2 separate regions of the Homo sapiens genome follow, and region 2 is linked to region 1. A link is a contact called in ENCODE Hi-C data. All regions are on one chromosome and are shown on one strand. Each heading gives the region's core, a stretch centred on a gene start or an enhancer-like site at or near the end of the contact. The rest is flanking DNA. Distances are from core to core; before and after follow the strand shown.

Region 1 (3,706 bases), core at 330-2,829:
TAAACATGTGTGTGCAAGTATCTTTTTAGTATGACTTCCTTTCCTCTGGTAGATACCCAGTAGTGGAATTGCTGTGATGCATGTATTTGTGCGACTATTTGATTAATGCTCATTTCCTTGACTAGATCACCTCATGTGAAAGGTATGGATTGGTTTTGCTTTTACCCAGTTAGCTCCCATGCCTACCTCAGTACCTGGCACATAATCATCATCTACTGAAAGTGGAATGACCACTTCAGAAGGGCACCCTGGGTAAGATTTCTCTTTCTGTTTTTACAGCTATGTTATTTTATCTTTTGAAAACAATGGTGACTACATGGACATGAAGCAGGCTGATACTACACAGTATGTCCCCATGCTAGAAAGGAAAGAGGTTTCTAAATATTCCGACATCCAGAGATCACTCTATGATCGTCCAGCCTCATATAAGAAGAAATCTATGTTAGGTAAAAGTGTCTATACTCACTCTGGGTGTTGGGACTTTCCAGTGGTTTAATATGATACTTAAAGTATTTAGAGGGAAGTGTATAGGGATGGTAAGTGAACCTGGCAGCCCACGTGGTCTCTAAATGCAGGTCTGCACAACCAGTTCTGTGACATGTTTCCAGGTTTGTGGCCTGTAAATTGAAAAGAATAAAAGCTGACAATGTAACAAATTTTTTAAACTTTAAATTTAATAGTTTTAAAGAATTTTCTTGGTGTGTTCCTGCAGTAAACATTTTTTAAAAAAAATAATTATTTATTCTGATATAATGAACTTCCTTTTTTATTGCTGTCTTTTTCTTTTTTAATGAAAATATGGTGATTGATTTTTTTTAATGCCCTTACTTGGCAGAATTACAAGTTGGCTGTCTTATGTTGGTTCCTCACCTTGCTTTTTTTCCCTTAAGTTTTAGAAGTCTCTGATGTCTATGAGTTCAGTAACCCTTGCTTTTACTTTTCCTAACATTCAATTTGTGATAGGAACTCTAGAGTAGATAATTTGCAGTTATATTTTCTGGACCAGTGTTTCTGTTGAATGTATTTTGAAGGTGGGTCTATCTGTTTTTCAAGTACATGAATATGTGGCAGGGTTAAATTGATTTATAAACTCCAGGGAGTCCAGCTGATGCCCAGACCAGATGGATCACTTCACATCTGCTCAGGGTGGTTCCTCCAGAGCCCTGAACTGGTCACAGACATGAAGCTGGAAGTCTGACATTGGCTTGTCCTGTGAGCTTGCCTTTTTGGGTCTGAGCCTTCCCATTAGTCAATGCAAAAAAGTGTTGAGCTGCCCTGGACATTGTTTTGGAAATTATTGATGTGCTCTGAATGTTTTCAGGTTCTTAAGTGAAAGGTACAATCCATTTAAAAAAGAATGTGTTTGTTTTGCAAAGCTCAGTACACAATATTTTCCATTTCTGCGGTTCCAAGTTCCATTCACTTCTCATTGCCAAATGGGTGAACTTCCAAGCGCTTTTAAAAGATTAGCCAGTGAGAGTTATCGGAACCAGTACTTCCTCTCCCCTCCCATATTGTTAAAAATAGTTTACATTGCTTCCCAGGCTGGGCTGGTGGAGTTGGCACGAGATGTCAGAGGAACCTGAGTCATGCTCAGGCCCAAGCCCTGTTGGCAGGCAGACCACTGCTTTCTGGCCTTCCGTGACTATCTGAAAAAAATCGTGAATGGCTAGAGCTACTCTTCACTTGCTGAACATTTTCAAAAAGAATTGAGAACTTCTGGATTAAATTGCCTTCTTCCTCGAAAACCCTGGGACCCTTCCAGATGGGACTAACTGGGGAAAGTGGACAAGTTACAAACAAAGAAACTCAAAGGAAAGTCATTGGCACTGATCTCTAAGATGCTATCACATGTGATTGGTGGTTGATTTTATTAACAAATTATAAGCAAAGTACTACAAAGGTGGCTTTAAAAAGAAAATAAAGCAATTCACAGAAACTACTTTTTCATGTAGCTTGTATGTGTGCTCCATGTATTTCATCATGGAAGATTTTAGTGTGTGTTTATGTGTATGTGTGTTTTAAAGGTAGCTGAGATGATTTGCTAATTATGGTTGAAAAAAAGAAATTTAGGAGGTAAACAAAATAATTATGTGTAAGATTGGTCCTTGTGGCTGTGTGTGTGTTTTGTGTGTGCGTGTATGTCTCTGTGTGTTTTAGGCTGTTCTTTTATTGCTATAAATAAATACTTGAGACTGGGTAATTTATAAGGGAAAGAGGTTTAATTAGTTCATGATTCTGCAGGCTTTACAGGAATCAAGATACTGGTAGATCTGCTCAGTTTTTGGAGAGGCCTCATGAAGCCATGAAGTCATGGCAGAAGGCAAAGCAGTGCAGGCACATCACATGGCCAGAGCAAGAGCAAGCGAGAGAGAGAAAGAGAGAGGTGCCACACACTTCTAAACAGTCAGATCTTACAAGAAGTCACTTACTATTGCGAGGACAGCACCAGAAGGATGGTGCTAAATTGTTCGTAAGAAATCTGTCCCCATGATCCATTCATCTGCCACCAGTCCCCACCTCCAATACTGGAGATTACAATTCAACATGAGATTTGGGTGGGGACACATATTCAAACTATATCATACTGACCCTGGACCCTCCCAAATCTCATGTCCTTCTCACATTTCAAAATACAATCATCCCTCCACAATAGTCCCCTCAAGCCTTAACTCATTCCAGCATCAACTCAAAGTCCAAAGTCTTATCTGACACAAGGCAGGTCCCTTCCACCTATGAGCCTGTAAAATAAAGAACAAGTTATTTACTTTCAAGATACAATGGGGTTATAGGCATTGGGTCAACATTCCCATTCCCAAAGGGAGAAATCGGCCAAAAGAAAGGGGCTACAAGCCCCACAGAAGTTCAGAACCCAGCAGGGCTGAAAACTCCAAATAAACTCCATTGACTCCATATCCCATGTCCAGAGCACACTGATGCAAGGGGTGGAGCTCTTGGGAGGGATGGAACACCCTGTGGCTTTGCAGGGTTTAGCCCCTGCAGCTGCTCTCAGGGGCTGTTGTCGAGTGCCTGTGGTTTTTCCTGGTGCAGAGTGCAGGCTGTTGGTGGATATATTATTCATGGAGGATGGTGGCCCTCCCCTCGTAGCTTCACGAGGCAGTGCCCCAGTGGAGACTCTGTGTGGGGACTTCAACCCCACATTTCCCCTCTGCAGTGCCCTAGTAGAGGTTCTCTGTGAGGGCTCCAATCCTGCAGCATGCTTCTGTCTGGACACCCTGGTTTTTTAATATATCCTCCGAAATCTAGGCAGAGGCTCCCAAGCCTCAACTCTTAACACTCTGTGCACCCACAGGCTAACACCACATGGAAGCGGCCAAGGTTTATGGCTGTCACAAGCTGAAGCAGCAGCCCAAGCTGCACCTGAACTCCTTTGAGCCACAGCTGGAGCTGGAGTCATAGGGATGCAGGGAGCAGTGTCTCGAGGCTGCACAGGGCAGTGGACCCTGGGGCTGGCCCATGAGACCATTCTTCCCTCCTAGGCCTCTGGGCCTGTGATGGGAGGGGCTGCCATGAAGGTGTCTGAAATGCCTTAAAGGCCTTTTTCCCATTGTTTTGGCAATCAGCCTTTGCCTCCTTTTTAGTTATGCAAATTTCTCTAGCAAGTGGTTGCCCAGCAGCCCTCTTTAATTCTCTCCCAAAAAAGCTTTTACTTTCTCTGTCACATGGCCAAGCTACAAATTTTCCA
Region 2 (3,750 bases), core at 1,078-3,577, 500 kb after region 1:
TAGAATCCCATCTCATTCCCATGATGTGATTTGACCCTGTTTGCACCCACAGGCTTGGCTGCAACCCTCCAGGGCATCTTATCACTGTTTTATTGGAGTTGGAACGCGGCTGGAATTGGAGTACAAATTTCCTTCAGCAAGGAAATGCTGGAGAAACAAGAGCAAGTTAACCTCCAAATGGGTTCCAAGGCAACCGCTGTGTTGAAATTTCACTTGGGTTCCCCTGGCTCTTTTTTACCTGCCTCTGCCAAATTGTTGATGCCCTCGCCTGTTGGAAATGGATGACTTTGAACAACGAGGGGCAAGGAGCCTCTCTTTTACTTCAGAACTACTACAGCAAGAATTCAAACTCTTTGTTTTTGAGAAAATAGCTCCTAATGCTGTGTTGATTTTACCGTGTGCTTCAGAAAAAGACCCTTAAGGCTAATTGATATGAACATATAGAGGCAGTCTGAGCTTACCAGAATTTATATTACCTGATGTGTTAAGAATCAGGAAGCTATTTATGCTAGCCTATAGCAGCAACCCTTTGTATTTAGTGTGTTTGTGTGTACACACATACCTGTGTAAATCAAAATGAAAGCTTGCTTTTGTGATCTAGCACAAGTTTTGCCATATCATATATACATTTTTAACTTTTGGAAGGTAGAAGACAATTGATAGGCATTTAACATGAAGAAAACATGCATTTATAGTCAATATTAATAGAATAGATGGTACTAATCTATAACAGTGAAAAATAAAGAAGGTAGAGGAAGGAGGACAAAGACAGAGAGGAGACAGGGGGGAAAGGAGAAGACAGAAAAAAGAAAACCTCAAAACAAGGACTGCTCTGAGAGCCACAACTGAGTTTTATGCTTCTTGCTGTCATCTTTCTCTAACCTTAAAGGGCAGAAAGCAATTGGGAGAACTAACCTGCACTTAGATTTCAGCTTCCATAGGATGTTACATTCTCAGGGTCTATTAAATCGATTGGACTTTGACCTTAGCTTCCACGAAGTCCTTACCTTTTGATTGGGGCTGAGAGGTCTGATTTAACCTCATGGAATTTGTATTTTTTGGAGGAACTCCTGCCTCGTCCGTACATGGTGAAACCCCCAACAGCAGCATTTTTAATTTCCAGATTCTCAGCAGACACAATGCACAGACTGTAGAAAACACCTGCTCATCCGGACCGCTCAGCTCACAGGCTCCTTCCTCAGGGGAGCATCTGATGCTCCAGGCAAGGCAGACCCTCTTCTTATACTCTTGTGACCTCTTAGACTTTTCTTTTGTAGCACTTACTCCAGACTCTAATCATATTTATGTTGTGATTGTTTATGCAATGGTTTTCTTCCTAACTAGGCTCTGAGTTCCATGAGAGTTGCAATGTCTGCATCCCTTACCCTTGTTGATATACTGCACTGTGCCCGGTACCTAAGTAATTGCTCAATAAATATTTGTTAAATGAATGATTATAATAGTATGCATATATGCATATATAGTATGATAATATATATAAATATGTGTAAAACAGTATATATACACATGCTATATTAATAGCACATCATGTAATATTGTATGTCTACACACACATACATTCAGTATTTACTCAGTTTTTCTGTATAAGTACCGCGCGCTAACCGATTGCGCCACTGGAGCTCTAGTATTTACTCAGTTTTTCTGAGGCTTATTTACTCATTGGTGAAGTGAAAGTGAATGTAAGGCTCTTTGCAAACCCCAAAGTGCTAGACCAGTAGGAAAGATCAGAATAGCCTTTCATATTAAACACTATGAAGCCAGGAGCTGTGGCTCCCAACTGCAATCCCAGCACTTTAGGAGGCTGAAGTGGAAGGATCACTTTAGCCCAAGAGTTTGAGACCAGCCAGGGCAACACAGGGAGATACCATCTCTACAAAAAAAAATTTTTTTAATTAGCCAGGCATGTGGTGCTTGCCTGTGGTCAAGTAGCCTCAGCTACTCTGGAGGCTGACGCATGAGGAACACTTGAGCCCAGGAGGTTGAGGCTGCAGTGAGCTGTGATTGTGCCACTGCACTCCAGTCTGGGTGACACAGTGAGACCTTGTCTTCAACGAACAAACAAACAAGCAAAAAACACTATGGTAGAGACCCCAGTAAATGCCTTCCATGCTTATAAAATACATTTAAGTATCTCTCAATCAAGTTTTCAGTATTCTCAAGTCAGTCTTTCATTCTAAATTTAGAGTCATTTCCAAATATAGTGCATTTCCTGTCCCATTCCTTCCCTGAAAGACAGCCGTGTCCAACTAGAAGTGGGCCTGACGCCTCTTATTAGCCCGGTTGCATTTCTGTCTCGCTCTTGGCTGCAGTGTGTGAGCTGATGGGCCCCACGTGACTGTGTTCACGTCCAAGCTTAGTAGAATGAATTTTTCCAGCATGATTTGCAAGTCACGCTATCACATGCCTCCTGAGTCCAGCTGTGCCGCAGCTGCCGCCTCCCCTGCATCCGCTCATCTTGCACTTGGATCAAAAGCACGAGCACATTTGCCTGAACCGATCTGGTCTCGGCCCAGCTGTTTGTTCCCCATTGTCATCAGGATGTTTACAGACCTGCTGTTCTTGCTGTACTTGTTTCATGATCACACTTGGGTCTGCAGAGCATTTTAACACATGGCTGTGGCCGAAGCTGGCAATTTGACTAGCTTTTCTTGGTCACTGAGACTTCTCTAAGGCATTTCCTTCAAACCTTCCTAACTATGTGTATGCTTGCACATTTCCACAGAGGCAACAAGAAAAGGAACCAGGGCTATAAATCCTGTTAAAGATGGGCCATGAGTGTCCTTCTGGCCTACTAATTTTATCACGATTAGTTTCTAACTGGACAAGAGAGCACTTCCAGTCTGAGACAAAGCCAGATTAAAGGAAGAAATCTATTCTTCTTACTCTAATTTGGTAAGTTGGGAAAATATAGTTTACCTTCTTAGGAAGTTGTCTTGACTGCTCCTAAAGTGTGCTGATACCTGTCACATGACAGCAGGTATTTTCTTGGCAAGAATTGTGCTGGAATAGCAGTTGGCAGTGATTGTGGTGAGGGCGTGGAAAGGTGTCTAGTGGGTCCAAGTGAGGTTCTAGGTCTAGCTGACCCCTAACTATGAGAAGAACATGAGTGAGTCATTCATTCTCTCTGGGATTCAATGTCCTCCCATTAATAACAGGCACCACTTATTATCATATTAAAACCTGTACTTAAAAATCTGTTTTCTAGACTCACCCCAAAGATCCTGATTCAGTAGGCTGAGGAGGTGCCTGAATGTCCCTATATTTTGATGTATCACAGTGCATGGTCAGCAATTCACTGTCTCCCCTGCAACTACAGTGAGCCATCTGACCTAGGATATTTTATACTTTTAATCAAATGCTCTTTCATGATAAATAACATGGCTCTGATTTCCCAATAGCTCAAGCGTTAAGAGAAAGACAGTTCTGCAATGCAAAGCATCCTAGGCTCATCTCTGTGGGCTGAGGCCACAGAGCTGCACTGTCTACTACAGTGGCCATGACCACATGTGGCAACTGAGTACTAGAAATATAGGTGTCTCGAACTGGGATGTGTTGTTAGTATAAAATATGCAACAGTTTCCAAAGGTTTAGTATGAAAAAAGGACTGTGAAAATACTTAATAATTTTTATGTTGATTACATGCTGAAATGATATTTTTAAATATATGACAGGTTAAATAATATATAGTACTGAAGTTAATTTGATTTGTTTTTTAATAGTTTTATTGAG

Evidence for each region. A loop is a pair of places that touch in the nucleus more often than their neighbours do. Pooled maps may share reads with other maps.
Region 2: a map of ascending aorta shows a loop between it and region 1 (2.7-fold over the local background). The contact joins two enhancer-like sites. A Hi-C loop is called at or near these places in 1 of 168 maps with a recorded cell type or tissue (ascending aorta) and 7 of 50 pooled maps.

Annotation. Positions count from the first base shown.
Region 1 is chr4:54,280,037-54,283,742 of GRCh38, forward strand. It overlaps PDGFRA (platelet derived growth factor receptor alpha), which reads left to right. Exons shown (of 23, transcript NM_006206.6): 16 at 280-446. Among named protein-coding and RNA genes, the nearest start is that of LINC02283, 51 kb to the right of the region's middle. RefSeq lists an enhancer at 1,057-2,256. Within about 2 kb of position 1,580, at least 17 of the 41 ENCODE cell types and tissues checked have a DNase peak (open chromatin) inside an H3K27ac peak, as active enhancers do; they include ascending aorta, where a contact is called at or near this core.
Region 2 is chr4:54,781,929-54,785,678 of GRCh38, forward strand. The region is part of intron 2 of LOC105377657 (a long non-coding RNA gene); the gene reads left to right. Among named protein-coding and RNA genes, the nearest start is that of LINC02358, 62 kb to the right of the region's middle. Within about 2 kb of position 2,328, at least 12 of the 41 ENCODE cell types and tissues checked have a DNase peak (open chromatin) inside an H3K27ac peak, as active enhancers do; they include ascending aorta, where a contact is called at or near this core.